2 separate regions of the Mus musculus genome follow, and region 1 is linked to region 2. A link is a loop called in an ENCODE intact Hi-C map of the cell type or tissue named here. Cell type or tissue: heart. All regions are shown on one strand. Links, peaks and the distances in the headings refer to the core of each region. The heading gives the core; the rest is flanking DNA. Region 1 has its middle 30 kb from the start of Gm52297. Region 2 overlaps Prkce (protein kinase C, epsilon).

What was found. Hi-C counts contacts between places; a loop is a spot of excess contacts. Peaks named below come from ENCODE experiments on the same cell type or tissue, not always from the same donor. Only the 100,000 strongest peaks of a DNase experiment are listed, where the experiment ranks them.
Region 1: a loop joins it to region 2, with 1.9 times the contacts of the local background. A loop is called at or near these places in 1 of 42 quality-filtered maps.

What each region holds. Positions count from the first base shown.
Region 1 is chr17:86,691,785-86,706,983 of GRCm38, forward strand. No RefSeq gene overlaps it. Among named protein-coding and RNA genes, the nearest start is that of Gm52297, 30 kb to the left of the region's middle. In heart, for the core only: no CTCF peak of the experiment used is centred there; a DNase peak (open chromatin) is centred at 6,217.
Region 2 is chr17:86,614,831-86,630,029 of GRCm38, forward strand. It overlaps Prkce (protein kinase C, epsilon), which reads left to right. Exons shown (of 15, transcript NM_011104.3): 12 at 5,062-5,200; 13 at 10,495-10,683. Among named protein-coding and RNA genes, the nearest start is that of Gm52297, 47 kb to the right of the region's middle. In heart, for the core only: no CTCF peak of the experiment used is centred there; a DNase peak (open chromatin) is centred at 8,157.

The DNA of each region.
Region 1 (15,199 bases), core at 3,365-8,364, 75 kb after region 2:
GCTTGGGAGCAGACTGATACAGGGTTATCATGTTGCATTTTGAGAAGCAGCTGCTTCCCTGAGCTGGGGTTTCAGATCTGCACTTCTGAGTTCAGAGATGGAGTGTTCTAGAGAGCTAACTGGAAGGGTTTCAGATCTGCACTTCTGAGTTCAGAGATGGAGTGTTCTAGAGAGCTAACTGGAAGGGTTTCAGATCTGCACTTCTGAGTTCAGAGATGGAGTGTTCTAGAGAGCTAACTGGAAGGAGGTTTCTTTCCTTCTGCAGCTGATCTCATCAGGTGACCAGGTACGTGCTGTCTCTGTGATACGTGCTGCCTCCACTGTCCTCCCTCTTCCCTCCTTTCTTCTCTATTTCCCAGCCTCATTTCACACACACACACACACACACACACACACACACACACACACACACACACACACACACAGGATTCTCCGCTCTTGCTGCAAGATTGTTTAATTAGTTCTATGAGAACGAAGGTAAGTTGTATTCTCGCCAGTGTTTGATACTGTCTGTCTTTTTAATTCCAGATCTGGGTATGAATGGCGTCTCTTGTTTTCAGGTGCCTTTCCCTGATTGATGGTGATATTAGCATCTTTTTGTGTGTTTTTGTTTTGTTTTTTGTGTATCTTATTTGGAGAAGTAGCTCCTTAATGTTGTGCCCATTTCTATTGGATTATTTTATTATTGAGTTGTAATAGCTCTTTCTATATTCTGGGTAAAAATCCTTTGTCAAAGCTATTGGTTAAAAAAAAAAAAAAAAAAAAAAAAGATAGTTGGGTTTAATGACCTGAGAACAACCCCTGGAACCCACGTGGTAGGAACATCTGAACTTGGCAAACTGGGGCATGTGTGTGCATGTCTCAAATATAAGTAAATCCTATTAGGTCTTTTTATTTTTTTAAGTAAGTGATTTGAATTCTATATGCCAAGAGAAACAAAGTCATCTTGATGGATTATCTTACTAAACACATATTAATTGTTTAATAATCGGAAACTTATTTTCTGGCCGTAGGCTGGAGCAAAGATCTGTCTTCCCACTTGAGGGGCTTACAGCATCCACAGAGGTTCAAGCTAGCCCTTAGTCTCTCATGTCTGGAAGGAGCCCCTCCCGGTTGAATCTGCCATTTTTCTATATTTTGGGATTATATTTAGGGATGGCTCAATGGTGTGCAGAGGCCCTGGGGAAAGGACTGGAGGAGTAAGAGGGCCCCTTGGTGGGTCTGTGGGATGATCCTAGGCACAAGCTGGGATGTGTAGAACTTTTTCCTGCTTTCTGGTCTTTGTGCTTGTAACAGGCTCTCTGGCCTTTTACAGTTTGAATGTTTGATGTCCCTAAAGGCCTCTGTGTGGAAGACTCCATCCTGCAGCAGTGTTCAATGGGATGGAATCGTGAGGGCACAAACTAATCAAAGCAGCAATCTTTCTTCCTTTAAGTTGTCCCCCATTCTCAGTGTTTTGTCACAATAGCAGAAACCTAAGACAGATAATCTTCTACAGTCCCTGCCCATATTGACTCCCTAGCTGCCTTAGAATGTCCCTATATTTGGATAGAATTGTGTCCTGTGATGGATAATTAGCCTCTGCACGTGTGTATGTGACTTCATCTGAAGTCATTAGTCCGATGAGATCGCTATGATTGCCCTCATCCACTGCGGAGAGAGTCTTAATGAAAGGAGAGACTAGACCTGGAACTGTGGCTCAGTGCTACGCGTCTGCATTCAATCTCCAATGCTGAAGGGAGGAAGGAAGGATGGAAGAAAGGGAGGGAGAGAGGGAGGAAGGAAGGAAGGAAGGAAGGAAGGAAGGAAGGAAGGAAGGGAGGAAGGAAGGAAGGAAGGAAAGCAGAGGAGAGGGAGAGGCGGGTGCTAGAACCCAGATGCAGGCATAGAGACACATGACAACAGACACTGCTGTGGTGGCTCTGTGAACCAAGGTCTAAAGGGACTTCCACCCACTGGCACCTACCTCAGTTTCACACGTCAAGCTTCCAGACCTGATCTGGGGATGGGATGGTGTACGTTAAGCCCGCTGCTCTGTGGAGCTCTACTGTAACCACCACCCTCGGAAATGAACGTTTCTCCTTCCCCCCACGCTGTGCCTCCTGGGAAAGGCAATGGGAGTGGCCTTTCCTTGTCTTGCCTTTCTCACCTGCCTATGCTCTGTGCTACAGATCTCGGGCAAGCCTGCCATTGTTTGCTGACATAAAGCCTTGCTTTCCCCAGAGATATAATCAAGGGCAGATCTTACCACTGTGCCCATCTAGAGACTCTGTCCTAGGGATGCCCTAAGGTTTGTGTCCTACGGAATTCTAGCTCAGGTCAAGTTAACGATCAGTATCCATCATCACACACTCTTCTGTTCTTCTCCATCTCTATTTAAGGGCTGTCAGATTCATGCCAGCCAAGAGTCTATTCTCCTATGTCTACCAGTACATCTGGGAGGGTTGCTTGAAACAAGTGCCCAGGCTGATTCTGATGTCAAAAGAAACTGAGAAGGAGGTGTTCGAGAACTTTCTAGTTGTTCTCCTCATCCCAGAGTAGGCAACACAGCCAACCCATCATCGAGCTTTCAGACAACATCTCTAGGCTCTAGATACTGCTTCCCTTATACTGGTCCTTCTAGCAGGACACTCAGCTCCCAAGACTCAGGTAAGTAAGTGATCTCTATGCCTGCCCACCCCCTCTGGAAACCTTCTCTATGTCTCCTGCTAAAGTGACCCTCTTGCTCTTGGCCTCTTCGTAGGTTGCTTGTGACTTCTCATTAGTACTGATTTTCTATCTTATGTGAAATAAGTCACTACTGGTCAGTCTCCTTAAGTATCTTGCAAACAACATGAAAATAGATGTTTATGTATCTCTGCATATAGTCCAAGTGCTTAGCACAGTACACTTTATACAATAAGCTTTAGTCAAACACTTTGCTGGGTAATTGAATATATGTTCTGGATAAGTCAGCATAACAGATGATCCTAAAATTCCCTTTTCTTTTAGATTTTTTTTTAAACTAATAACTAGTAAGAATGGTTTAAAATGATAAGAACTTAAAGAGACACCTATGGCTTATCCTGCACCAGCTCCTTCCTGCCAAACCTGGTACCCTGCTGTCTGTCCCACTGGGCCTGTCTAGAGCTCTGCAGAGTAACCTCCCCAGTGTGGACTGAGGTGTGGTGCTACCGAGGCCTGGGTGCTGTAGGAGGCAGAGGCAGCTCCAGTGTGCACTGGCTTACATCTTGAAGCTTTCCTCTCCTGACACGGCTCCAGCCACAGATTTGTGGATGAATGCCCCTATCCTAGACAGAGAACGAACTCAATCTATTCTTCAGAGGGTATAGAGGACACCCAGGAGGTAATGTCCTAGAACATGATATTGGGACAGTGGGGCTGGGCTGCTAGTTCACCCAGCTGCAGCTCAGAACAAATTATTCTTCATCTCATTTTGTTCTGGACCCCATGTTTTATGGTTCCCTTCACAGTATGCAGCTCCACTAAAATCTAGAGCCTCAGTGGACTCTGTCCTATCTGTCTCTTCTCCCTTTCTGGCTATAAGTGTGGACATGAGTGTGTGCACGCATGCGTTGAGATACATAAGCCTGTGTCTGTTGGCCTAAGGATGCATCTACTCCTAGGAGAAGGTGAAGCATACATCCAAGTCCTGACATTTCTCACCCCTCTGCCACAAACCGTAGACTGGGTCAGCCTTTTGTTGAGCTCAGACAATTCTCAGAGGAAAGCTCTATTTTATTTTTAAAAGATCACCAAATGTAATTATAACAAATCTTGGTGTTACCTGAGAAAGTCACATAATAAAACATATTTACTGATTTGATCATTACTTGAATGGAACTATCTTCTAAATTATAGAATAGCTTCACTTCTCTAAGCCTCTCCACCATGGCCCTTTCTATCGGGCCTCCACCCATCTGAACCGCTGTCTGATCTTTGTCACCTCAGGTCGGTTGTTAGTTTCAGAAGTGAGAGAAAAGGTTGCAGCACTGTACCATACTGTTATAGAAACTGCCAAGCAGCTCTTGACCCTCTGAGCCTCAGAAGTCGTCTTCTGGGTCCCACTGCAGAGCAGACCCACATACAATATGACAGGACAGCGCCATCCATGTACAGCTCTAGGAAAGAACCAAGGACTTGGAGGTAGTGACAAGGACCCTAGATTGCCCTGGTGAGGTTGGGTCTGACCACTGAATCTCTCCAAGGTGCCTCTGCTGACTCTAAGAGGTGATGGTTGCCCATGCTAGGAAGACCAAGGTTGAGTTTACAGCCAACATGAGTTCTTTGTTGTTGAAGGCACTAGTTAAGTACTGAACATCAATGGTTAACCTACACCGATGTCTCCTTCAGAGCCAGTGCTGTTAAATACTATCCTTCTGCAAATGACAGCCATCTGTGTCCTCAACAGGTCATCTGCTACGGTCATCTGCTACAATGTTCGAGAAACCCTCAAGATTTCTGCCTTATAGAGAAAAGGGGTAGGGGGGCCATTAGTTCCTCCCCTAAGCTTCCGGCTACTCCCTCCACATTCAGCAGGTGTGCTAGAGTTTATAGAATTGGGAAGGCCAGCGAAGGGTGCATTCCATCCATGCAGCTATAGAAAGGTCATCATCCAGACTGTGTCCCCAGTGGGGCAACTGCTTTGGGGCCATCTGTATTCTTATAAATAATCCCTCACCTATGTCCTTTAAATGGGCACAGTATACTCCTTCATTTAGCATTTTAGATTACAGTGGAATCATATTTTGGTCTGTCTCTTGTGACCTACCTGAAGGAAATAGGCACCTGTTTGGGTGCCCCAACCGTTCCCCCCACCGCCAGAAAAAAAAAAAAAAACAACCAAACAAACATAAAAACAGTTCATGGAACAACCAGGTGCAGGCTAACAACAGCCTTCAACTCCTGAGGAAGAGATGGGACCATTCCTTAGGCTGTTGTTCAAACGAAGAAATGGGCCTCCCAAGAGTCACAGGACTTGTGCCAGGTCAAACTGTTAGGGTACAGTGGAGCTGGTGTCTCACTGGGTTGCACAAAGCCATCCCTCTTTCCAGGTGAATGTGTCCACTGATAAACTGGATCAGCTGGCAGCAGTCTGCAGCCAATGATACCCTGGCAAAACTCGACTTGCATCTACTTCAATCAACAAGTTCTGAAGGGACTTGGCGTGTAGCTGGATGGTATAGTACTGTATACATGAAGTATACAGTATACATGTATGAAGTAAGTATGAAGTATACCTGTATAGTACTAGCATACATGAAGCCCAGGGTTCAGTCACTAGCACCACATAAAACAGCCACGGTAGTGCCTGTGAACCCTGCCACTTAGTAAGGAGAGGCAGGAGGATCAGAAGGTCACGTCCACCATCCACGACATAGTGAGTTTGAGGCCAACCCGGGCTTCGTGAGACCCGGCCTTAAAACAAAGCACAGTGAGGCTGGAGAGATGGCTCAGTGGTTAAGAGCACTGACTGCTCTTCCGAAGGTCCTGAGTTCAAATCCCAGCAACCACATGGTGGCTCACAACTATCCGTAATGAGATCATTCACTGGGCCCATCCCCCGGACCCAGTTTGGCCTCCCACATTTCAGAATGATGGCCACCCTTCTTTGTACCCAAGATTATTGACTTGCAGTTTCAGAGACAGAAAATCTTAATATCTCAGTTCAGTATCACCTAGCTCACCAGCAGACTTATATAAGAATGATCTTGATATGCATAAAAACAGCTTGCTGCTCTTTTGAGGTGCTAAGATCTAAAGGACTGCTCTTGCCTCTACAGTACCCAGCCCAAGCTTATGCATGCTCTGGAGATGGGGTGCAGAAAGGAGCAATGAGGGATAAGAAGATAGCCAATTTTTTGTCTCCCTCTCAGCTTCAGCATGGAGCCCCATGTCTGGCTTCTTTGTCCTCTGCCTGTCATGGATTTGCCTACGTCCTTTAGTGGTATCTCTGCAGGACTCATGGAGGACAGTGCATGGGGAGAAAGGACAGCAGAGTCCTGCAGAGTTGTGGCCTTCAGGACACAAAGTCTACAGCTCAGTGCTGATGGACCTTGGTTAAGCCAGCGCTTCCCCTCCCCCACCTCCCCCATCCTGCCAATGGGGAGAACTAAGGGCACCTGCTTCCCAGAGTGAGCTCCTCAGAGCTTACAGCTCAGTGGCTCCCATAATGCCAAGGGGAGGGAAGGTCTTGGCAAGATGGAAGCTGAAACTCAGCCATGAGAATGCTGGAGGGACACGTGGTACAGAGGACAGTGACTCACTAAGGGAGCCCAGCACTCAAGACCTGGCTAGCCAACAACTGTTGGGAGTCTTCTCATGGACAGCTGCTGAGACAAAGCATGGTTGTCAGGCTGACAGACAGACAACCCAGTCTCCAGCTCTGAGCCACGGGGACCTAGGGGTAAAGCTGGGGAGGGCCTCTGCATCTGCATACTGTGTTGTCTTAGGGTTTCTATTGCTGTGATAGAGACCATGATCCAAAGAAGCTGGAGCACAGGATAGGAGCTGAAGCCAAAACCATGGAGGGATGCTGCTTACGGGCTTGGTCTCTGTGGAGTACACACTCTGCTTTCTCATAGGAACTAGGACCACCAGGGCAGGAATTGTACCACCCACAATAGCCTGGGCCCTCTTACATCAATCACTGATCAAGAAACAGACCTACAGACTTGCCTACAGGCCAACGTTATGGAGGTATTTTTTCAAGTGAGATTCCTCTTCCCAAATGACTCCAGCTTGCGTTGAGTTGACATAAAACTGCCAGCGCACATGGTGCGGAGTAGGATGAAAGGGGAGACACTCTGATGCCATTGCTCTGCAGAGAGTTAGCTGTGTGTCTGCTTGGTCTTGCCCAGTCCTGAGGCACCTGTGTAGGAGTTACTAACTGTTACGGCAGCGGTTCACAACCTGGGGGTTGTGACTCCTTCGGAGGCTGAATAACCCTTTCAAAAGGCTCACTTCAAACCGTCGGAAAACACAGGCACTTACATTATGATTCATAACAGCAGCAAAGCTACAGTTATGAAGTAGCAACAAAAATAACACAAGTAATTTTACGGTTGGAGGTCACTAAAACACACGGAGCTATATTAGAGAGTCGTGGTATTAGGAAAGTTGAGAACTGCTGTGTTAAGTTGAAATGAGATGTTCCAGCTTCTATGGGACTGGAGGTACAGTGATTCTGCTGTGGCGTATGGACAGGGTGCTACAAGGCCACAAAGCCAGTTCTCAGGGTAAATAAGCCAGTGTCTTAGCCTGGCACGAAGGCTGCATCCACGAAGGCAGCAAGGAGTCTCCCAAGTACCTTCACCCCCCTCACAGGGCATATCTATGTGGCCATGTGACTTGGGGCTGGTTATTGCCATTCTGTGTCTTATCCTATCAAATATTGAATGAGCTCTGACAGCAGTTTGTAGGCAGTAGAGCCTCATCTACTCATCCTCTTCCTGGGGCTGTCCACAGAACCATGTGGTCCTTCCAGTTGAGCCAGAAAGCTCATTCACATTGAGGCCTAGAGTAGGTGGAGCCAACCCCATGGGGAAACTGGGTCCCAGGTGACTGTAGCCCAGAGTCTGGCCTGGAACATCTCAGTCCACCTGACAATATCTGCCCTGAGGCCTGGCTTATGAGAAGCCTAGCATTTGAGACCAATCGCTGCTGGAAAACATTATTTCCTCTGGGTCACTAGATAGCCAAAGACACAACGAATAGTAGGGACCAAAGAGGGGCTCTTAATCCTACATTAGCTGCCCACAGAAGGGACAAGACTGAGTTTAGTCTGGAAGGACAGCAGGGTGAGAAGGCAGCACAGAGCACTGGCCAGGAAAAGCTGGTGGTTCTTCCAGAGTTCCATGTGCTGAAGGTGACGATGCGGTCCCTTGGCTGGGACCTCCCTCCATGGAGAAGGAGGGACAGGGATTCAATGCCTGTGAGCATAGCAGTGCCATTGTCAAACAGATGTAATCTCCAGTAGTGATGGTGTTCCCTACACGAGGAAAGCTGTAGCACCTCTCAGAGGCTGCTTCCTCCCTCCTCAGTAAAGCAGACAGGGGACTTCTCGCTTTTGAATGAGTCAGTACTCCGAAAAGAGACAACCCTCCCTGCATCCCTTAACTTGAATGAGGTAGATGATGGAGCTATTTGGAATCCCTGACTTTCATTACTAAAACTTACTTTTGCCCCAAATGGTTCTTACTGTGTGACTGCACATATGAGGACTAGATTAGTTCAAACGAGGACAGAAAGACAGGTAACTGACAGGCTGGGGGAGGGGAGACTGAAAACACCAGGCATGAGTATAGCTTCCATTTTTACAAGTTAAAAGGCTGCAGTGATGGCTTTTGGAGGTGGTTGACAAAATTATGAATGTATTCTTTCAAGCTGTAGCCATCAGATGGTTACAGTGGCATACTTTATGTTTTGTGGGGGTTTTTTTTAAGTGAATGTAATAATCTCGTGGTTTTATTGTCTTCATCATAAAATCAACTTAGAATCGGTTCCATGGCCCTTTCTCTCCTTGTCTTGTTCAGCTCAGAAATGCCCACATCTCTGAACAGCCAGCACTGTCTTAGATCTGCAGACGGGCTCAACACACTCCGGTCTTAGTGAAGTCTTCACTATGAAAACATGGGATCTGGTGGGACCTAAGCATGCAGGAACTCTGCCAGACCAGTGGCACTGGTTCCTTCTGGTCTGTCTGGGCCTGTGCTCTGAGCAGACCTTAGGCACAAACTCCCGCAGCCAGCCCCACAATACCCAGAGGCAGCTCCACTCCCAGGTGCTCTAACACACCCAGGATCAGAGGATCAGACCAGGAGCTTGGTCACACCAGGATCTCAAGGTCTCAAAGGCAGCTTGACTCCCAGGAGCTCGGACACACCCAGGATCTCAGGATCCTAGGATCCCAGAATCACAGAGACAGCTTGACTCTGAGGAGTTCTGACACAACCAGGATCACAGGAAGGACAGGCTCCAGTCAGACATAGCCAGGGCAGGTAGCACTTGAGAAAATCAGATGGCAGGAGGCAAGCATAAGAACATAAGCAACAGAAGCCAAGGTTACTTGGCATCATCAGAACCTAATTCTCCCACCATAGCAAGTCCTGGATACCCCAACACACTGGAAAAGCAAGATTCAGATATAAAATCACTTCTCATGATGGTGATAGAGGACATTAAGAAGGACAAAAATAACTCCCTTAAAGAAATAAAGGAGAACATGGGTAAACAACTAGAAGCCCTTAAAGAGGAAACACAAAAGTCCCTTAAAGAGTTACGGGAAAACACAATCAAACAGACAAAGGAAAGGAACAAAACCATCCAGGATCTAAAAATGGAAATAGAAACAATAAAGAAATCACAAAGGGAGACAACCCTGGAGTTAGAAAACCTAGAAAAGAGATCAGGAGTCATAGATGCAAGCATCACCAACAGAATACAAGAGATAGAAGAGAGAATCTCAAGTGCAGAAGATAGCATAGAAAACATTGACACAAGAGTCAAAGAAAATGCAAAATGCAAAAAGATCCTAACCCAAAACATCCAGGAAATCCAGAACACAATGACCAAACCTAAGGATAATAGGTCTAGAAGAGAGTGAAGATTCCCAACTTAAAGGGCCAGTAAATATTTTCAACAAAATTATAGAAGAAAACTTCCCTAACCTAAAGAAAGAGATGCCCATGAACATACAAGAAGCCTACAGAACTCCAAATAGACTCGACCAGAAAAGAAATTCCTCCATCACATAATAATCAAAACACCAAATGCACTAAATAAAGATAGAATATTAAAAGCAGTAAGGGAAAAAGATCAAGTAACATATAAAGGCAGGCCTATCAGAATTACACCAGACTTCTCACCAGAGACTATGAAAGCCAGAAGATCCTGGGCAGATGTCATACAGACCCTGAGAGAACACAAAGGCCAGCCCAGGCTACTATGCCCAGCAAAACTCTCAATTACTGTAGATGGAAAAAACAAGATATTCCATGACAAAACCAAATTTACACAATCTTTCCACAAATCCAGCCCTACAAAGGATAATAGATGGAAAATACCAACACAAGGAGTGAAACTACACCCTAGAAAAAGCAAGAAAGTAATCTTTCAACAAACTCACACAAACATATTTCCACCTCCAACAAAAAAATTAACAGGAAGTAGCAATTTCTTTTCTTAAAATATCTCTTAATATGAAAATTAATATTACCAATATATCATAATCGATTGAAATTCAAAAATAAGAGAAATAAGAATTTTGTCAGCTGTCATCCTATAGTCTCTCTGATTTGGTAATGGGAGAAATAGGTCCAATATTGTACAATCCATATATACTTTCTGCTTGTTTGTACATGACTGGGTCTTGCTGTGTGCCACATAATGGTCTTGAAATCATGCTTCTCCTATCTCAACCTGTCTATTAGTAAGATTGTTTATTGATGTTTTTATACTATACTATGGTTTTCAGAACAACTTACATATTTCAAAATTATTTATACAGCCAAAAGAAGTGTAGACAATGAATTTGGGAGGTGGCTTGTAAGAGAACAGTAAAGAGTGAGACTGAAGGCTTTGCTTGGTATTTATAATTATTGTATCAATTTTGAAGAAGAGGACTTTATAAGTTACTCTTATTCTGAGATGAATGCTTTTCAAAATCACCACATCCAATGAACCAGAATCTTACACTCACCTAACGTCTGTGCCACCCTCCAAGCAGAACCATTGTTCATTGAAACAGTTGATGAATGGCTTCGTGGATGGGCCATCTTAATGTACACACCATTTCTTAAATGAGTGTAACCTGTTCCCTGCAGGCTGAGAATGATGACAATCATTCAAATCAAATAGTTTTGACTGTAGCAGGAAATCTGTTTCCAAAAATCGTGCCTACAATTCATTCCTTGGCGCAGCAGAACTGTCAATTCTTAGCTTATCTACTATGGAGGTAAAATCCTTTGGTGATGTGAGGGACATTCAAGTACAGCCTTATTACAATGAACTCCAATGTCTAAAAATTGTTCTTATTTTGTGTTTGTACCACAGTAAGAGCCAAGATTTTAAACTCTACTAAAAACAAAACAAACAAACAAACAAAAAGACTTTATCTATTTATGTTCATTAAAAAACTAATAGTGATATATTATTTTAAAATATCATACAGTTAATATATTTGGAGTTATTTGAGAAATTTATATTGAGAAAAACATATGTATTTTCAGTATTGCTGTAGACAAACATCTACACCAGACAAACAACTTTTATAATAGTCATTTTTATTGTTACAATATTTTATAAATTTTAAAGAATATGATAAAAAACGAAAGGTATTACAGGTTTTGAGGGGAGCTCTCCAGTAGGAGTTGGGGTACAAAAGGGAAAGAAGAATGTGATGTAAGTCTATTTACCCAAAATATGTTTTTAGATGTTAACAAATTCAGATAAATTGAAATTATATATCCTTTCTCACCATAATGCAATAAAACTTAAATCAAAGAAAAATAAAAGAAAATATGGGGTGCTCCACACAATCACACGCCATCCTTGCATGGGGACCGAGTTCATCTTTTCTGTTTTGTTCCTACTGTAGTGCATGCACTGTGGTCTTGGGCAGTGCTGTGTGTTACCACAGGGCTTTAGTCAGCCTTCCTTAGCTTTGACAGACATACGTGAGGACATCAGTTTAGGTGGGAACAAGTGTTGGTGTTTTCAGCCTGTGCTCATTCGGCTCCCTTGGGGCCTGTGGTGAGGTGCAGTCCCAGGGCAGGGAGTGTGTGCTCAGACAACACATCCTAGGGACTGAACTCAAATCCTCAGCCTAACCCATGAACCACCATCTCTCCTGGATGAACTTTTCTTTTTCTTTTTTGCTGGATTCTTTCACGTTGCTTCCTTACTTTGGTTTTATCAGTGTTATATTTACCTGTTCTTTTGGCTGAATGTTGGTAGCGCCCCGGAGATGTGTGTGACTGATTATCTATTCTCTTGATAGACTTTGTGTCGCTGGCAGCTGGGACTCTTACAGACACAGACACATCTTTGTGGACACACATGGTTTCGTTTCTCTTGGGTGAAGACTTAACAGCAGAGTGGCTGAGTTATATAGCAAGGTAGATTCAACCTTCTGAGACCCTGACGAACCGTTTTTCGAATTAATTGTTCTGTTGTGTGGTTCTTCCAGGAGCCTATAAACCTACTTGTTTCACCTCCCCACCAACACTCGACACAATCCGTTTTTAATTTTAGCACACTAAATTTAGTATGAATTTTTAGTGTGACTTTAATTTGCTTTTCACTAATGAATAATGACTTTAATTTCTTCTCATGTGCTTTTTGGGCAGCCACATACTATCTTTGGTATGTTTGGTAATGTTGTCTGTTGACACTTTTTTTTTGGCCCATTTTCAATTATAGTTTTTTTTTTAATTATTGTTTTTATTTTATTTGCTCTCTCCTCTCTCTCTCTTTTTCTCTGTCTCTGTCTCGCTCTCTCTCTCTCTGTGGCTCTCTCTGTCTCTCTGACTCTCTGTCTCTCTGTCTCTGTCTCTGTCAGTCTCTATCTCTCTCTCTCTCTCTCTGTCTCTCTCTGTCTCTCTCTGTGGGTATGTGTGTGTGTGTGTGTGTGTGTGTGTGTGTGTGTGTGTGTGTGTGTGTATTTAAAGTGTGAGCATAGAAGTCAGAGGACAATTTTGAGAAATCAGTTCTCTCCTTCCATGCCCTGGGTATTGAATTCTGGTCAACAGGCTTGGTGGCAAGCACAGTTTCCTGCTGACCCAGCCTGATATTGCTTTAATTTAGAAGTCACACTGGAAAGAATTGCTATCTTTATGATAGTCATAGTCCCTGATTCTATTTATGATATCAAAATACAAATGCAGTAGCATTCTCATTCTTTAGGGTCTTTTCTTGGTTTTATTCTTGGAGATGCATATTCATTAATAATATGTAAATGAGATATCTTCTGTTGTATTTTCCAGTTATTTGCTTGGTATAAGAATCATCACTTGAGCTGGGCAGGGTGGTGCATACCTTTAATCCCAAGGAAGCAGAGGCAGCGAAATCTCTGTGAGTACAGGGCCAGCCTGGTCTACATAGTGAGTTTCAGTATAGTCAAGGCTGTATAGAAAGACCTTGTCTTAAAAGACAAACAACACAGAAAGAAACAAATAAAACAAACACCACTGGTTTTTGCTTATTAATTTTATAACTGGGCTCCTTGGTGATTTCTCCAGGCTTGTAGAATATTTTGTATTTGATCATTTACAATTCCCCCATATCCTAGATGGATTTGATTTTCTTTTCTGCCCGAGTCTGTTCTATCTGAGGCTGCTCCTTCAATTTGTTCAGAAAATTTATCTATTATTTCACAAGTTTCCTTTTTTCTTTTTTCCAGTTTGACCTCTCTTCTGCTAACTCCAGGTATCCAGATATTTAGCACTGACTAACATAAAATCCTAATTTACTATCCTTCCTTCCTTCTTCCGCCCGGGTCTTTCTCAGTTTCCTCTTCTATGATCCCTACTAGCTCTCCAGCTGCTGTGAGTGTGACAGAAACAGCACAAGCATCTAACTCACACTTTTCTTGGTTCTCCTTCTGTGAGATTCTCCAGCAGCTTCCCATCTGAGCCAGGGCTCCTTTGTTTTTGATGGAGGAGGATGTTGGCTGCGGTGTCAGGAAGTAACAGTGCTGTAAGGAAGCCAGACCATAGACCTTGCAGGTTCCAAAAAACTCAAGCTATGGGAATGAATAAACCTTAAGGTGGGCAGAGCAAGCCTTGGGCACCTGAAAACCCCAATTGCCACCCAAGGACAATTTAGTCTTTATTCACAGCATAAGGAATACCTAGAACCCTGAATATTTGTTATTTATTCGTTTGTTTGTTTGTTTTGTTTATATAGAGCCTTGAGCATGGAGACAAGGTGCTCTAACACTGAGTCACATCCCCAGCCTTCTTCCCTTTATATTTTGAGACAGGATCTTACTGAATGGCCCAGGTTGGTCTTGAACTCACCCTGCAGTGCAGCATGGGAAGGTTTTGAATTCACTCTTCTCTAGGATGAAGGGACTGTCCCACCAGGCTGAGCTTGCCATGTTATATTCAAATTCTCATTAAAAAACGTTTCATTTCTAATTTATTTTTGCTATCAGAGGAAGAAATTAGCATAGTAGTAATAAGTATATAATACCAAATCCAATCTGGAGGATGGTCATCTCTGTTTCAACACAGCTCTAAGATATTTTGTGCCCAGGACGAGTAAAACACTGTAGCACTAACCATACAATGTAGTCAGCCACTGCTTCCTCTGTGACACAGCTGTCACCTTGGGTCTGATATTCTTTCTACCCTCGATACCCCAGAGAGGGAGGGGGAGGGGAGGGGGAGTGGGAGGGGGAGGGAGAGGGGGAGAGGGAGAGGGACTTTCACCTGAGAAGGAAATGCCTCAGCCTTCGAAGCTGGGAGGAGATGGAGGAACGCAAGGCAGCTGGCCGGTTCCCATTTTACCTGCACTGGTCTAACCTCACCTCTGATACACAGTGACTATGAGGTCAAACTCCATTTAATCCAAGAAAATGGTGCTGAAGCGATCAGGGCTGGGAGCTGGAGTGGCTTAGTTGCAGCAGGTACTCATTGTATCCCAGGTAAGTCAGTCACCCTATCAGCTGGCCTGGGGCAGGTTCAGGCTTGTGTTCTTCATGGTCACCCTGGTCAGTCTTGGGAGAAAAAGGCTAGAAAGATACAAACCACACCTTGTAATTCCCCTGTCTCACCAGCCTTCAACCTCCCCAGGAAGTTTCCAGACTCTTCCCCTTGCTCCGTTAGGGGAGAGGACTGTGCAGGGTGATCTTTGGCCCATCCTATGGGGAAGTTCCTAAAGAAGCAGCAACTGAAATATTGGCTAATGGTGATGTAGGATCTGGCCTCCTAGGGAAGTGGGCAGGGTGTTGTCATGTGTCTCCTGTCACCTAGCTGCCCATCTTACTCTGCAGACTTGCTTCTGTGGCCTTTTCTATCTGTCTGAGTTTCTTTCACATAGTTCCAGCCTGAAGCTGGTGGGTTCATAAACCTTGGAGTAGACATAGGGACAGGCAGGAAGCCTTATTAAGCTTAGAGTCTGTATCATACTGCAGCCCACCTTTTGCCTAAGGCCTCCATTTAGTGCAACTTTGATTTATGTTTGGCTCTTGTTCTAG
Region 2 (15,199 bases), core at 5,188-10,187:
GGTTGTCAGCTCGAGGCCCTACAAGGGACATCTGGATGTCCACAGACATCTTTGACTATCCTAAGTCGAGAAAATTAGTAATAACATCTAACCCTAGGACCGGGGATGGAGCTAAACATTCGGGAGTTCCCAGGACAGCCAGCGTAGCAGAGTTCTTCCCCAAAGGCCAAGGCTGAGAAATCCTGAGCCAGCTTGGGACTGAGGACCTGTTCTTACCCTATTGTTCACAGCCAGTATCCTTGAGGGCCTCTGACCAGCCAGGGAAAGCAGTGTGGCTCCTGGGAAGTCCTCACGGGTTGTCAGTCTAGCGTAGAGGGAAGGAGAGCACCTCGGAGGGCAAAAGCTATGTATGTGGATTCTGCCTAAGGGACACTTCTGGGAATGACCCTCCTAGAATTAAAGGCTCTGAAGGTGCTTAGGACCAACAGGACCTGCTTTAATTTATGAATGTGTGTGAGACACGTGTGTTCAGATGCCCAAGGAAGCCAGAGGTGCAAGTCGGGTCCCCTGGAGCTAGAAGGACCCAGAGGCAATGGGAGCTGCCCGATATGGGTACTAAGGTCTGAACTTGGTTCCTCCAAAAGAACAAGCAGTGCTAACGACCGAGCCATCTTTCCAGTCCCAGGATTACCCTGATTTAGAGTTGCTCCTGAGAGTCTAGTCCATGGAGAGTCAGACAAGAGAGATGAACCCGAAACTTAACACTGAAAAGGAAGGAATGATGTGACCATTAGCCGTAGATGATCTGAAAAGTCCAGAAGGGTCCATGGGAAAACTTCTTAACAAAAACTAAGAGAATTCAATATAGCGGAAAGGTGCAATGAGAAGAGTCGACTCATCTATGGAAAGACTGAAGATATCAAACAATAGCTTGTGTCCTTCAGCAGTACGTTCAGGTACAGTTAGTTACCATAGAGATGAGACGCAGCAGGACTTCAGTCAGCCCCATGGTTCTGTCTTTGTTGTCTATGAGTCATCCAACCCTTCCTAGGGCTTGATCCTTGTCTTGGTGGTTAAAAGCGACTGCTAACACCATGCACGGTAGCCTCATGCAGGACAGGAGAGCGAAAGAGGAGAGAAAAAGTGCCACACATGTGACTGTCGTGCATCCATGCTCAGCCCCAGAGGAGACTTTGAATTTTAGTTTATCGCTGTGCAGCTTCCTAAGGAAGTGAGGGCATTTGGGACAATCAGCAACCTGGCATAAAACGCAACAAAAAAGGCTCAGGATCGGCACAAGGGAATCACTAAAGGGCACAGATAAGATCTGAGCAGATGGAAAGACAAACATAGTTATTGACCAAGAAGATTGAGCATCATAAACTATCAGCTCTCCCCAAGTTAATTTATAACTTTAAACATGTTCCCAATAAAACCAGCAACAGGACTTAAAAATATGTATAAACAGACGACTCTAAAGTTCATATGGAAAAATAAACAAGAATCGGAGAGCTAGGAAAATTTGAAAGTGGAGACCAGCCACACGGAGTATTAAGCATATAAATCTACGATAACTAAGAAGTGGGATATAGAAAAATGTTAAGGGCAGAGGTGAAGGGCAGAGGTGCAGTAGAGACTCCATTTTCATATGCAAATTTTCCATTCAATGGGGAACGATGGCTACTAAACATCAGGTTGCTTCCAGATTTCTAGGAACAAGGAGAGTTGGAAGTGCATCTCAAACTTCTGTCAGAATAAATAAGTGCACTAATGATTTATGTTTATAAAAATGAAGGTAAAGCAAGAGGGAGAAACATTAGCAGAATATATAGATTACTTGAAAAGGGGGGGGAAAATTCAACCTAAGACATGGAAGCCAAAACCAGTAAAACGGAATATCCACTGAATTAAGTAAAAATAAATGATCTTAGTAAAAACTCCAGTAGCTTACAACCAAAGTCAAGTAATAACCCTGCACCAAGTCTGGGCCCTAATGGGGAAGCGCTCTCGAAAACCAACTGCCGCAGTGTGAAGAAGCGCGCGTGCATGCATGCACATAGGCATACACACCCACACCCCTACACACCCCGACTGCAGCACCTTAAGCATAATGAAAACAAATGCTGAAAAACTTCTACAGAGGTGCAAGGATGTTCTGAGACACTGTTTAAACCTGGCACACACCGAAGCTTGGCAGCATAGCATGCCATGGCAAAGTGTCACCTGTTGCCAATGGAAGGTTAGGAAGTTAGCCTCTAAGGAGGACAGCTTGGTGACCCACTGAAAAGGCTAAACATGGATGGCATTGGCAATAAATCAAATAAAGGTTATCACATTGGTTCATCTATAAGGATCATCTATAAGGAAAGGGGGACAACTAAAGGCCTTATTCTTGAAACATAAAAAAAGTCCCAGATTATGGATATGCGCACGTGTTTGAGGACGAAGAAGATGAGGTTGGTACCTGGGCAGTTGTCTTTCTGAAAAACTGTTGGTCAGGATAGCTAAATACTTGTTCTGTGTTGAGCTGGGTACTGAGTACCTGGGAGTTCTCCAGGTAGAAAGACTCACCCCTGCCTCCCCCACCCCTCCCCTGCCCCAAAGCTGGACCTCTGAGAAGGCAAAGCTGGGCCAAGTCTGGACCTCCCAGCCCTCCTCCCTCCCAGAGGCCTACAGACTCCTAGTGGTTCATCGAAATATCACTAAAAGCTGCAGGTGAGAAACTCCTGGGGAAGTGGAAAGCCACAAGTCTGAGGGAGTCATTGCTGGACAGGAGAAGGAAAGAAACGGGGGAGGGGGGTGTGGACAGCACTGTCCTTCAGTGCTTCCTCCCCATAAACACACATAAACACACACACACATACCACACACACAACACACATACACACACACACACACACACACACACACACACACACACACAGAGCTTCTCCTGACAACCCTGCACTAGACAAGCTTGCCCCAGAGGGATGGACACTTTGTGGTGAGACTGAAAATCTCCAGAGAAATGGCCTTCTAATGGCAGCCCAGGCTGGTTCCCAGGGATTGATTGTCTAAACCTTCTGTCCCCAAAGAAAGCAGTCACTCACCCTTCCTGTGTTTGGTTTTGTGTGCAAAGTTAAGAGTTTTCAAAGATTCAGATATCAGAGTGGGAACGGGAGGAAGTAGCCAGAGGTAGAACTCCGTACATCACTGGCTACAGGGTGGGAAGGAGTGTTTTGGCTAAGGCCAACCCAGGTCATAGCCAAGGGCACTCATAGGACTTGCTCATATCCAACAGCAGCTGGGTCAGCTTCTTCCCCAGGGAGAAGAGAGGGCAGGAAGCAAAGAGGCCAGGGAGGAGTGGACTAGAGAAAGAAGAACAGGAGGCAGGAAGAAACGAGAGGCTGTCCCTAACTGGCCAGAAGCCTATGAGAAGGAGGGGTGGTGCCTGCTGGAGCCAAAACTACTCCACCTGGAACCTGAGTCAGATCAGAACCAGGCTTGTGCGGACTCGGGGGGGTCTTTAGACTCATGACATACTACTATTACCCTTGCTCAACCCATATAAAGGAAGCTGCTTCTTACAGAGAAGAATTTAACACAAAGGATGTGGCCGAAGATGTTCACCTTTCACACACTTCAAAACATCGGTCCTTCAAACAAGTCCACAAACATAGCGTGTGGTCCCGAGCTGACAGACAGGGGACCAGCCCAGCAAGGTGACTTTTAGCAGGGCTATGCCACAGCCAGTGATGAAACCCTGACAGCCTGGATCCCAGCCCAGCATTCAGCCCAGCTTTCCCACCCCAGCCAGAGCCAAGCCTTGCCCCCTCTCGCTGCCAGGGCTGGGGTCGGTGGCTAGCTGCAGTGGCCCAGTTGTTTGGGCTCACTGTGCCTTCTGTAACTCCGGAGTATTTGCTTAGAGCAGCACTTTTCTATGTGATTGCTTCTTTCTCAAGGAATCCCAGCTGTAAGCAGAAATAGGGTCACAGATACAATGCAGGCAGGTCCAGAAGCACTTCCTGCCCCACCTCCACTCCAGTCTGGGTCCCATGGGATGCCTGGAGCTCTCAAGTTGAGATGCCAGCAGGCACATGAGCATGGCCCTTTCTGACCTCTGCTTGTACGGGAAGAGGCCTTCTTTGCAAGGCTCACCTCAATAGCCCAGAGTAGTTGCTGAGGGAGACACAATGTGAATGGTTACTCCAACCACATAGTCTAGATTCCTCTACAGAGCCAGGCCTGGGGTTTGCAGGGGTGGTGGAAAAATTATTTTCTACCAACCTGGTTTCTAGGTAAGAAATCTTAGAACTCTGGTGTGTTAAAATGGGCCTCAAAGAAACCACCTTGATTGAGGCTGGCCCGCTCCTGTGACTCTCACCTCTCCTATACAGAAACATCTGGATCTAGATTATTTCTCTTACCTGTTACACCCAGATTGACCTTGCTCAGGCACCATGCTCCTGCAGGCAGGGCTCAGCCTCCCTTGGTATGGATTTCAAATCCCTCTTTCCAGCATCTCAGACTCTTTGAAGTTGTCCCTCAAAGACACAGCTGTCTTGTCTCACTATGGTCAGGAACCCCGTTCTCTGGCCTCTTTCCCTTTGCCTCTACCTTCCATCTCCTTTGATTGCTCTCTTCACGGTCTGTCCAAATGCTAGCTTTCACCGAACCCTGAGAGCCACTGCTGTTGGCCATACATCAACAGATGTTGGCTACACCAACCATCCGTCATCTCCCCCCTCTCAAACTCAGCAGCTCAAACTCTTGTGGATTTTTTTTCCTGATTCAGTGATGCTATATATATGTGACCCTGAATCCCCTGAGCTAGTTAACTTGTGAAGGATGGAGGTCAGAGGAGACCTCCTTTCTCACAGAAGGATCTAAATATGAGTTCTAACCCTAATATGGCCCCGATTCTGTGCAGGATCCTGTCTTTTGCTGAGGTATTGTAAATGCTGTTGAAGGTTGTCCAGCTGGGAAATGGCCCTAGCCTGAGGTTAATGAGGCAGGTCAAAACCTACTCCAAGATTGCCTTGACTGGAGATGTCCCTAGGGTATGTGCTTCTTTCTCTCTAACTCAAGAAAGGCCCTGTGGTGTGTATGAGGCTAACCATGTGGCCTTGACCTGTGTTGCAGGGATTTGAAACTGGACAACATCCTTCTAGATGCAGAAGGCCACTGCAAGCTGGCTGACTTTGGGATGTGCAAGGAAGGGATTATGAATGGTGTGACAACTACCACCTTCTGTGGGACTCCTGACTACATAGCTCCAGAGGTAAGGCCCACCCACGTGCAGAGTTAGCTTCTCTCTCTTAGCGTCAGAACAGAGAAACAACCCAATGCCGTGCATGTGGGGGTCATCCGAGGATGCCAAGAGAAGACTCTGCAAAAGCCAGATGGATTCTAGGAGTAAGAGACAGGAAGGGAAATGGTTTCATGATTTTTCTGTAAGGATGGAGTGGTAGTGAGGATGGACTGGTGAGCTGAGAGCGACCAGCTAGTCCCCATGCTTGAGTAAGTCCTCGCTAAGTATCATGCATCCACCCAGAGCTACCGCCAGAGCTCGGACTAACAGGAACCGGTTGACTTGCAGGAGAGTTTTCACTTCTTACTGAATGGAAACATTGAAAGCCCACTGAAGAGGCAGCCAAGTAACTTCACCAGATGTCAGATAAACAGCAAAACCAGGAATGCTTTGCCATTTCCACTGAGGTAGCAAGTCTGTAGAGTGCGCATGCACATAGGACATGAGGACAGGGTAAGCAAAGGTCAGAGGTGTCTACTATGAGCTTTACCTGTGTGAAAGTTGAGTCACCATGTTGTGACCATTTGTCTTGTGTCCTTCCAGAGCAGTCTGACCCAAACTGAGAGGTCCTTAGCATGAATGATTCAAACTTAGCCGTGTAGTCACACAGACACTTAATTAAATGCCTTCGATGGTTTTTGAGACACGTAAGATGGGAGGCAGGTACCAAGCCTATTAAGCACTACCCGTGTGTAGAAAGCCGCTTCCATGGGACATCATCTGAGCACCTGCCAGACAAAGCTCTATGGACATGGAGCTGACTGAGGCTCTGGCTGCTCTTCTAAGAGAGCTTTTGGTCTAGACAGAGTGACACCGAAACAAGCAGAGCAATGGTGCCTAAAACAGGACAGGGCCCACAGGATATGGGAAGGCTTCACGGAGCTTCCAAGACCGGGAAACTGATCGGCAAAGAGTACATTTTAGGCTTGCTTTAACCCTAGGGATGAGGAGAGCATTGTTGAAAACAAGAAGGATCAGAGTGGGAGCGTGCAGAGAAGGGAAGTCCATTTCTCAAGGCTGCGAATCCTCTCAAGGCAGTGTCTGGGTTTCTGATCTGGGTACTACACATAGGTTCTAAGGAGTGGTCTTTTGACTGAGTGAGTGAATGAATGAATGAATGAATGAATGAGAGACATTTCAACATGACCAGAAGCCACGGGATGAAAACATCTTGGCCATTTTCAGGAAATGTAAATAACACAGCTAGAGAGCTGGCAGGATGACTCAGCAAGTAAAAGCATGTGTAGCCCTAGAACACACTCAAAGGTGGGGTGAGAGAACCAAAGGCTAAGCGTTGTCCTTTGACCTCCATGTGCATGTGTGCCATGTGACATGTGGCCTACACACACCACTCTAACCAATAAAATAAAACACATTTCAAAAATAGTAGAGATAGAGCAAATGGTTTGTTAGTGCTTGTAATAATGAACAAAATTCAGGTAAAGGAGCCGGGAACATGAAATCAATCCCGCAGGATCTATGGACCTGCTAAGGGTTTCAACGTAGGAGAATCTTTATCATGTCCATCCTGGGAAGAATACAAACCCCCAGAGCACACATCAGCAGGCCGAGGAGAGCCTTCGTGATGCACACCCAGCAACCACGTAAACCAGGCCTGTGGTGCAAGACTGTAATCCCAGCACTTAGGAGGTGAAAGCACGAGACTGGGGAGTTCAAGGTCACCCTCAGCTGCATAGCAAGCCTGCGGCTACCCTGAAGTTCCTGAGACCCTGTGTCACAAAATATTTAAAATATTCTGATCTCAGTGAACTTGAACTGGACTGGACGGCTGGAGGATGAAATTGTTTACATTGCATATTCCTCTCTTGGTCCCTGGGGTGATATTGTTAGATATCACTTCCTCGTATATGTCTCCTGGAGTTGACGCAGCTTTTCCAGAACATTCCATAATTGAGCTAACTGTGGATATAGAACACCTGTTGGGTTCACCCATGTAAGTGAATCAGGGTAGCAGACTCCATGGCCTCCAACTTGGAATCTGAGTCTATGTGTCTTTGAAATAAAATTCTTATACTTCCTCTTTAAGATGCATGTACAAAGATGTTCTAAATGCACAGAGAAGGATTCACCTTGCTTTTTCTGTAGCCATTGATACCGTGATCAATACTGCAATACATCCAGTGAATGTCTGATCATACTGCAATACATCCAGTGAATGTCTGATCATACTGCAATACATCCAGTGAATGTCTGATCATACTGCAATACATCCAGTGAATGTCTGATCATACTGCAATACATCCAGTGAATGTCTGATCATACTGCAATACATCCAGTGAATGTCTGATCATACTGCAATACATCCAGTGAATGTCTGCTGAGGTTTCTCCTTACGAAAAGGGGACATTGTCATTGTATCCTTGTGCTGACATGGAACCTCTAGTTTTAGAATTCATTCTCAATACCGAGTGAATTGATAAAGTTTTGCAAAAAATCGAAACGAAAGGCCGAGGAAGGGACAGGCCTCCAGGCTTCTGTCCGCAGGTCAGACAACACAGGTGGAGCCAGGGAGAGCTCAGGAGTGAGGCTTGAGGGCCCAGCAGCTCAGTGCACCACAGAGCTCTGATCTTCTGAACTAGGCAGTCCTTTCTGTTGTGTGCTCCCATAGCGAGAACACCAGCCAGCCAACAGCACAGAGACATAGATGAAAGGAAGGCCTCCCCTGGGACTTATCTTTACCAGGAGAGCCTTCCATTCCCACCCCTCTGTGAGCCAATGCCACAACGGTCAAAGGCTTGACAGCAGTTAAAGATCTGCTCAGGAAAAACATGCGCACAGCTCACAACAAGGTCTGGCCAAGTGTAGCTCCCTCCCCTGGTCTCTTCACTGCTGGGTTATAACATGGGGTATGAGAAACAGTCCCAAGAATTGAGTCCAGACCTGCCCAGAATGTCCTCATATGCCCTTGATATAGTGGAGAAGTGTATTGGAGCCTTGAGTTCCTGTCTTTCCCATGGGAATCCTAATGCCTGCTCTGCCCAGCTCAGCAAGCTGCGTTAAGACTCTAATAGGATTAGAGGTGGGAGTGATTCATAAGGCATAGAGAGGCTAGCCTTGAAACCAGAGCCACCTTCTTAGTGATCAGCTCTGCCAAGCCGTCTCTACCCATCTTGCACCCCTGGCACACACCCCCTAGCACTTGTCTCCCCCCCACCTCACCCCCCCATCCCCGATACACTAGAAATGGCTCTCAGTTCCGGGTCACACCCGGTTCTATCAGGGCCTATACCTGTCCTTCTCTTTTACCCTTGAACCTCTCAAGGGGCTGGCTTCCATACCAGATGCCCTCCGAGGGCACACAAAAGCATTACCTTATCTTCCTTACCAGCTCCATTGCTGGTGAGGTGATCAGGCCAAGGATAATCAGGGCTGAGCCTTAAGGGAACTTTACAAAAGATTTCACCAAAACCAAGTCTGGATAAGGCTACCTGGCCATTTCCACAGCACCATGCAGTGTGAGCATAGATAGACACGCTTATAGACAAACCGCGGAAGTGCAGGCGCCAGCCAGCCATGAAGAAACGGCTAAAGTGGTCAACTGGTCAGCAGGGCCCCTGAGCTGCAGAGTTAATGTGGTGCACTGAGTAAGAGCCACACGGTGCAAGGCATGGAGTGGTAGCTTTGTTTTAAGAGTACGCAGACTCTGGAAAACAACCGACAATAACTCTCTGGAACTTTCCAGATGCTCCAAGGAGAGAGCTGACTGTGAACAAGTGACTGAAAACACAGTATTATAAGGGAAGTGCCCACAAACCCTAGGAACAGGCAAGACCTTAGTATGTCAGAGGACAGAAGACCCTGAAAGGGAGGCAATCTGGCATAGGCATGACCCGGAAGGACAGAAGCCAGTGGTACAGAGGAAACTTGGTAAGCCAGGCTGACTACTAGGTCTCAGGAGGTTGAGGGAGCCTAAGCTTTGCCTGGGCCCCCAGCCAGTGCAGCCTGAAGTTCTGAGTCTACAGGTCTCCTGCACTAACCACTGGACAGAGAACCCCAGAGGCTAAGGAAACAGGTCGTCAGACAGAAATACTGAAGAGGCAGCTGAACGTCCTCACACTCTTCTTCATCCCAAATAGAGAAGGTTCCTAAGCTAAGTGTGGACTTCGTGTCATTAGATGTTGCTACTGAATTCTGTTTAACCCCAAAGGATCCAGGCTTGCTGTAGAAAGGGGTGTGGGTAGCGTGTTCTTCATGGGTCCTTCCAGAGTTAATGCTCTGGCTATCCATTTGGCCAGATACACAGTGGTTGGGAGGAGGGGACATTGCTGAGTGTGGTCCTGGTCAAAGGTAAAATTCACAAGACAGTCATAAACTGGTTGAATTTTGGCTTTGCCCATAAGGATAACATAAATTCACAAAGTTAGCCCCAGAGGAAAGGAGATCCACAGGGTCTGTTAGATGACCCTAAGTTCATTGGTGAGATTCAGAGAACCAGAAAGATTGATGGAAATGAGTCTTTTACTGTCATAGACGAGAGCATAGTAGTCTCTGGTGGGTAAAACACAGGGGCTTGGGGAGAGGCCTTCCCTCTTATTTCCTTCCATGGAGCACGGGGCTGAGGTAAGTGTTGTCACCACTTAAGGAATATCAACTTTCTGTTTCAAGCCAAGCATGGTGGCACACACCTTTGATCCCAGGACACAGGAGGCCAAAGCGGGCAGATCTCCGAATGTTCCAGGCCAATCTTGTTTATATAGTGAATTCTGGTCTAGCCTGGGCTACAAAGTGAGACCTTAGCTCAAGTGGGATTGGGGGGTTGGGGGAAGCAAAAGCAACAGAGATTGTGGTTTCCTTCCTACATGGGCAGTCAGGGTGCCCAGGCTATGAATGATGGGAATAGAACTTTCTGCACAGCCGATCCCTCTCAGCATCGCCTTTTGAAGTTTACACCCTGCTCCCCTAGCCCAGAGTTAATGTGGAGCTGTGCTCTCATCTTTTGAAAGTGGACTTAAATGCTGCCCCGGAGCTTTATCTGGCATGCAAACTGAGAAGTGGCCTCTTGTTCCCAGCAGAGGTTAGATGGCAGATCTCACTGTGGAGAGAGGATAGCGGCTCCCACACTTAAGCCTCTCTGAAGAAGCTGGGGTAGTGCCACACCCCACACCTCAGGGTAGCACAGCTCCACTATGGCGGAGTAAGGTGGACAGGAAGGCCAAGACTTCCCTCGAGAGTTGGGTGGGAGAGCTGCTGCTGGAGTCAGGCTCTTAAATGATCCCTGACACTCCGTCTGTTTCCCCGCACAGATCCTACAGGAGTTGGAGTACGGCCCCTCAGTGGACTGGTGGGCCCTGGGGGTGCTGATGTACGAGATGATGGCTGGGCAGCCCCCCTTTGAAGCTGACAACGAGGACGACTTGTTCGAATCCATCCTTCATGATGATGTTCTCTATCCTGTCTGGCTTAGCAAGGAAGCTGTCAGCATCCTGAAAGCTGTAAGTGACTGTCCCTCACCTGTGGCTCTGTTCCCTGAGGGCGCTCCTCCCCCAGTCTATCCCTGACCCGGGGTGTGTGTGTGTGTGTGTGTGTGTGTGTGTGTGCGCGCGCGCGCCCCTGCCTGCCTGTCTGCCTGTCTGTCTGTCTGTCTTCCTGTCTGCCTGTCTGTCTGTCTGCCTACCTGTCTGCCTGTCTGTGTGTCTGTGTGCTCACCAGACAGTTTGTCCAAGATCACAGTGCTGGTTCAAGGCAGAGCCATGTAACAGCCCAGAAGCCCCAGCTTTCATTCCTGCCTTCTGTTCCCCTTCAAAACACCCCAGAGTTCAGTAGTTGACCAGTGATATTCACAAAAACCAGCCCTGTTCAAGGGCCCCAGACTCTTGGTCTTCCTTTATTTTATATATTTTCTGAAGAAACTTGGCTGTCTATATGACAGCTGGGGAATTTTGCAGCACTCGCCATGGCTAGTGGAAGTCATGACATTAAGACATACAAATATTTTGCAGGGGTCTGGAATCACACGCTCTGCCCTGCTCACTTCTCTCTGCCCCTCTGCCCCCCCCTCCCCCCGGCTCCATGTTCAAGGATTCATGACTTAGCTGAGCCTGTGCTCACACCCTCTTTGTTCTATCATGGTGGCATTTGCCCTGGGCAGCCTCTTCTCTGTCTCCTTCGCTGTTTCTTCTGCCTCTCACTGGATGTATGCCCTACCGTGTGGGAGTCTTGCTCTACCTCCTCCTCATGTCTCTAAAAGACAGAATTTTTCTTGAAATTCCTTCATTCACCCTCACAGCGAGTTATGCCTTCTGGTATACTATGGGGGACTAGGAATGAGGCCCAGGTGTTGAGTGTTTGTTGGCATTCATGAAGCCCTGTCATCAATTGCAAGCCATGCATTAGTAACAGGAGCACATGCCTGTCTGTCATACCTGTTCTGGGAGAAAGAATGAAGAGTTCAAGGCCATTCCTCAGCTACATAGTGAGTTGGAGGCCAGCCTGGGCTACCTGAGACCTTGTGTCAAAAACAACATCAGACAGCATCAGAGAGCAAAGTGCTTGCTGTCCAAGTGTACTGCAAAGAGTGTCTGTTGCAACATGGAAGATGACTGCTCTTCGGTCTTTGTGCTGTCCTCTTTATCCCAGTTTACAAGGAGGTAATATGGCAGGTGACTTGAAGCGTGGTGGGGGCAGGGTTTGCTTGAGAGCCACACCTGTCTGGGGAGTGTGTCCACACCTACCTCCAGCTGACTGCAGGCCCGCAGCCGTCAGCACTTCCTTCGCCAGACCTGCCTTTCCAAGGAGAAGCCTGAAGCCCGGTTTTATCCTCCCTGTGAACTGACATGAACTCCTTCCCTTAAAAAGAGTGTGTTGGCCAAAGTAGAGCTTGTAAGGGTCACATGTGGGTGCCGCAGTTTGATCCAAGCCTTTGCTGTTTCCTCGCTAGTGTTTCTTACTGACCTGTTTGGTTACGTCACAAGTACAGTCACTCTCCGGTTCTGAGCTCTCCCCAGCCCTGCGCTCTCACTAGCTTGGATAACTAAGACACATAATTATTTACAATGATAGCCTGACCACACTTCTACCTGCCTGCCTCCTATACTCTGTACGCAGTGTGAGGTTTCATATCCTTAGGTGGATACCAAGACGATAAAGATATGGATTCTCACCGCTTTATCTTTCACCATTGGTACAGAACTTGGAAGGCTTGCTGTGTTTCCTTCTCCCAGAAGGGGCTGTAGATTCTTCCACCGAAGGCTGCGTCTGTCTGTCTGTCTCTGCATTTCGAAAAGCCTTTGGGGCAGCTGTCACAGGGGTTCTCCCACCAAGAACCATCCCTGAGTGATTAACTAGGGTGGAGATCTGAGCCTCCTGCTCTAGCTCCCAGACCCCCACCCAGACCCTGACAACTGATCTCCAGCAGGAGATCCACAAGGCGAAGAACTCTGTGCCTGGCAAACGTCAGCTCGGCCTCATTCTGAGCCCCTGCCCACATAGCAGCTAAGTGTGTGTGTGTGTGTGTGTGTGTATGTGTGTGTGTGTGTGTGTGTGTGTGTGTGTATGTATGTGTGTGTGTATGTGTGTGTGTGTGTATGTGGTGTGTGTGTGTGTGTTTATGTGGTGTGTGTGTGTATGTATGTGTGTGTGTGTGTTTGTGTGTGTGTATGTGTGTGTATGTGTGTGTGTGTATGTGGTGTGTGTGTGTGTATGTGTGTGTGTGTATGTGTGTGTGTATGTGGTGTGTGTGTGTGTTTATGTGGTGTGTGTGTGTGTGTATGTATGTGTGTGTGTGTGTGTTTGTGTGTGTGTGTTTGTGTGTGTTTATATGGTGTGTGTGTGTATGTGTGTGTGTGTGTGTTTCCATCTGTCCTCTCCCCCGCCCCTCTCTCTCTCTCTACCCCTCTCTTTGGATGGCCGAGACAGCACTATGGTGTTTGATACTCCCTCTAGACACTTATCCAGCAATGTTTGGACATATTGGAGCTAGTGCAATCGCAGGGCACGTGGTGGGTGCAGATGTGTAAGGGCATACTAAGACGTACCAGAGCTACTGCCAAAGAGCCTACAGCACACAGGACAGCCCTACAAGCAAACAATGTCAGTAGCACTGAGTACGAAAACTGTTGACACCTGGGGCTGGAGAGGTGGCTTGGTGGTTAAGGGCACACACTGCTGTTACGGAGGACCCAAGTTTCCTGGCACCCATGCCAGACAGTTGACATCCACTTGTGTTTCCCGCTCCAGGAAACTGCTGCTATCTGCTGAACTCTCTGGACACTGAATTCACACCAGCACATCCCTCCTTACATGCACCTACACCTCATTTAAAAGTTAAAAAATAAATGAGAGAGAGAGAGAGAGAGAGAGAGAGAGAGAGAGAGAGAGAGAGAAGAGAACCGTTGACCTGCACAGACTCAGGGGTTAGGGGTTATGCTGTGGTAACTGCTTAATGTCTGAGAAGAGAGCGTCTGGCCCAGGGCATTACCGCAGGGCTTCCTCCTTAGGCTCATCTCTGCTAGCTGAAGGAGGGAGGGAGGCCCATGGAGGGCAGAGGGGACCACTGCTTTTCTTTGGAGCCCACCTCCCCAACCCCTTAACTTGTCACTTAACATTTGTAGCCCATGTTTTCTAAGACTGTCCTTAGAGCTACCTCACTGAAGGCTGTTACTCACTGAGAGGTGGTTCGGGATCTAGAGAAGGCCTTTTCTGTCACAGAGCAGTGAAGAATCTTTGCCGCAGCGAGCTGCCATCTTGCTGCTGCTAAACTCAGCGCAGTTCCCTGAGAGCTAGCTAGCCTCCCTTGCAGCCTTCAGTTTCCTGAGCACCAGGTAGAAGGAGGGAATAGAGCTGGTGCTGGGTGAACGCATCTCAGGGGTCAAGGGAAGGTGCACTTTAGTCAGCTTATAATTCAAGTTGACAAGCACATAGAGGTCAAATATCAGCGGAGGAATCAACATGTTGCCGGCTTCTTAGAGAACACTAAGGCACTACAGGGGACACTGAACCAGAGATTAAAAGTAGGCAACACCCAAACTGAAACATCTCCATGTGCCAAACAAAAGAGTATATAGGCCAGTGTGGGACATCTGAGTCACTGAACCAGGGTGACTTCCTGGACATGTAGGTGAAGGAGATGAGGACCACAAGTCATCTTCACATCAATGCCCATGTGGTTTGGGTTTAAGGACACCAGGGGCAGATCATAAGACCCCAACCCTTTCCCATATGAGATGTTTGCTTCTGCTGATGAGCCTTGAAATTCCACCACAGTCACCAAGTGTCTTTGTCACTAGAGATCTTTTACCTATAAAACACTATACTTGGTCTCTAACACATCATGGATGACACATACACCCCTCAACACACATACATACACATACACACATATACACACACACACCACATAAACACCTTTAGTTTTTGGTGCATATCAAAAATATTTTTTAGTTTGTCAGGTTTGGTAAAAGCAAACACCTTTATCCACTGGGCCATCTTGCTGGCCCAAGCATGGACATTTTGGGGGGAAAATTGAAAATTCAAACTAAAACCATGAGATGGGTTAGGGAAAGAAAGAGTTGGGAGGGATGTTTGATAATTTGCATACATTTGCATACCCTTAGTCATTTGCATACCGGGTGGTCTTTGCCTACTTCCTTGCTGTGAATAAGTGACTGCCAGGATCTCAGTCTCTGCTGAAAAGACATGAATATCTGGGGCAATACAGAGTCGGAATCAGGTCCTAATCTCAACTTGGTACCTTACTGGCTGTGCATCTTCAGCCCAGCTAACGAGCCTGTCTGTGCCTTAAGTTCCTCCCTTTTAAAGTAGAACTAGCAATGGCACCTCAAGGGAGATGGATCCGTATCTGAACTATGTTTAGAATGCTGTCTGACACATGCTACATCATATATTCAAAGATAGAACACCCTGAGGACAGATAGGCCCCTAGCATGTAAACGCAGACGTAGGAAATGATGTGGAAGATATCCCCTCATGAGTCACGCCCGGGAGGCTCCA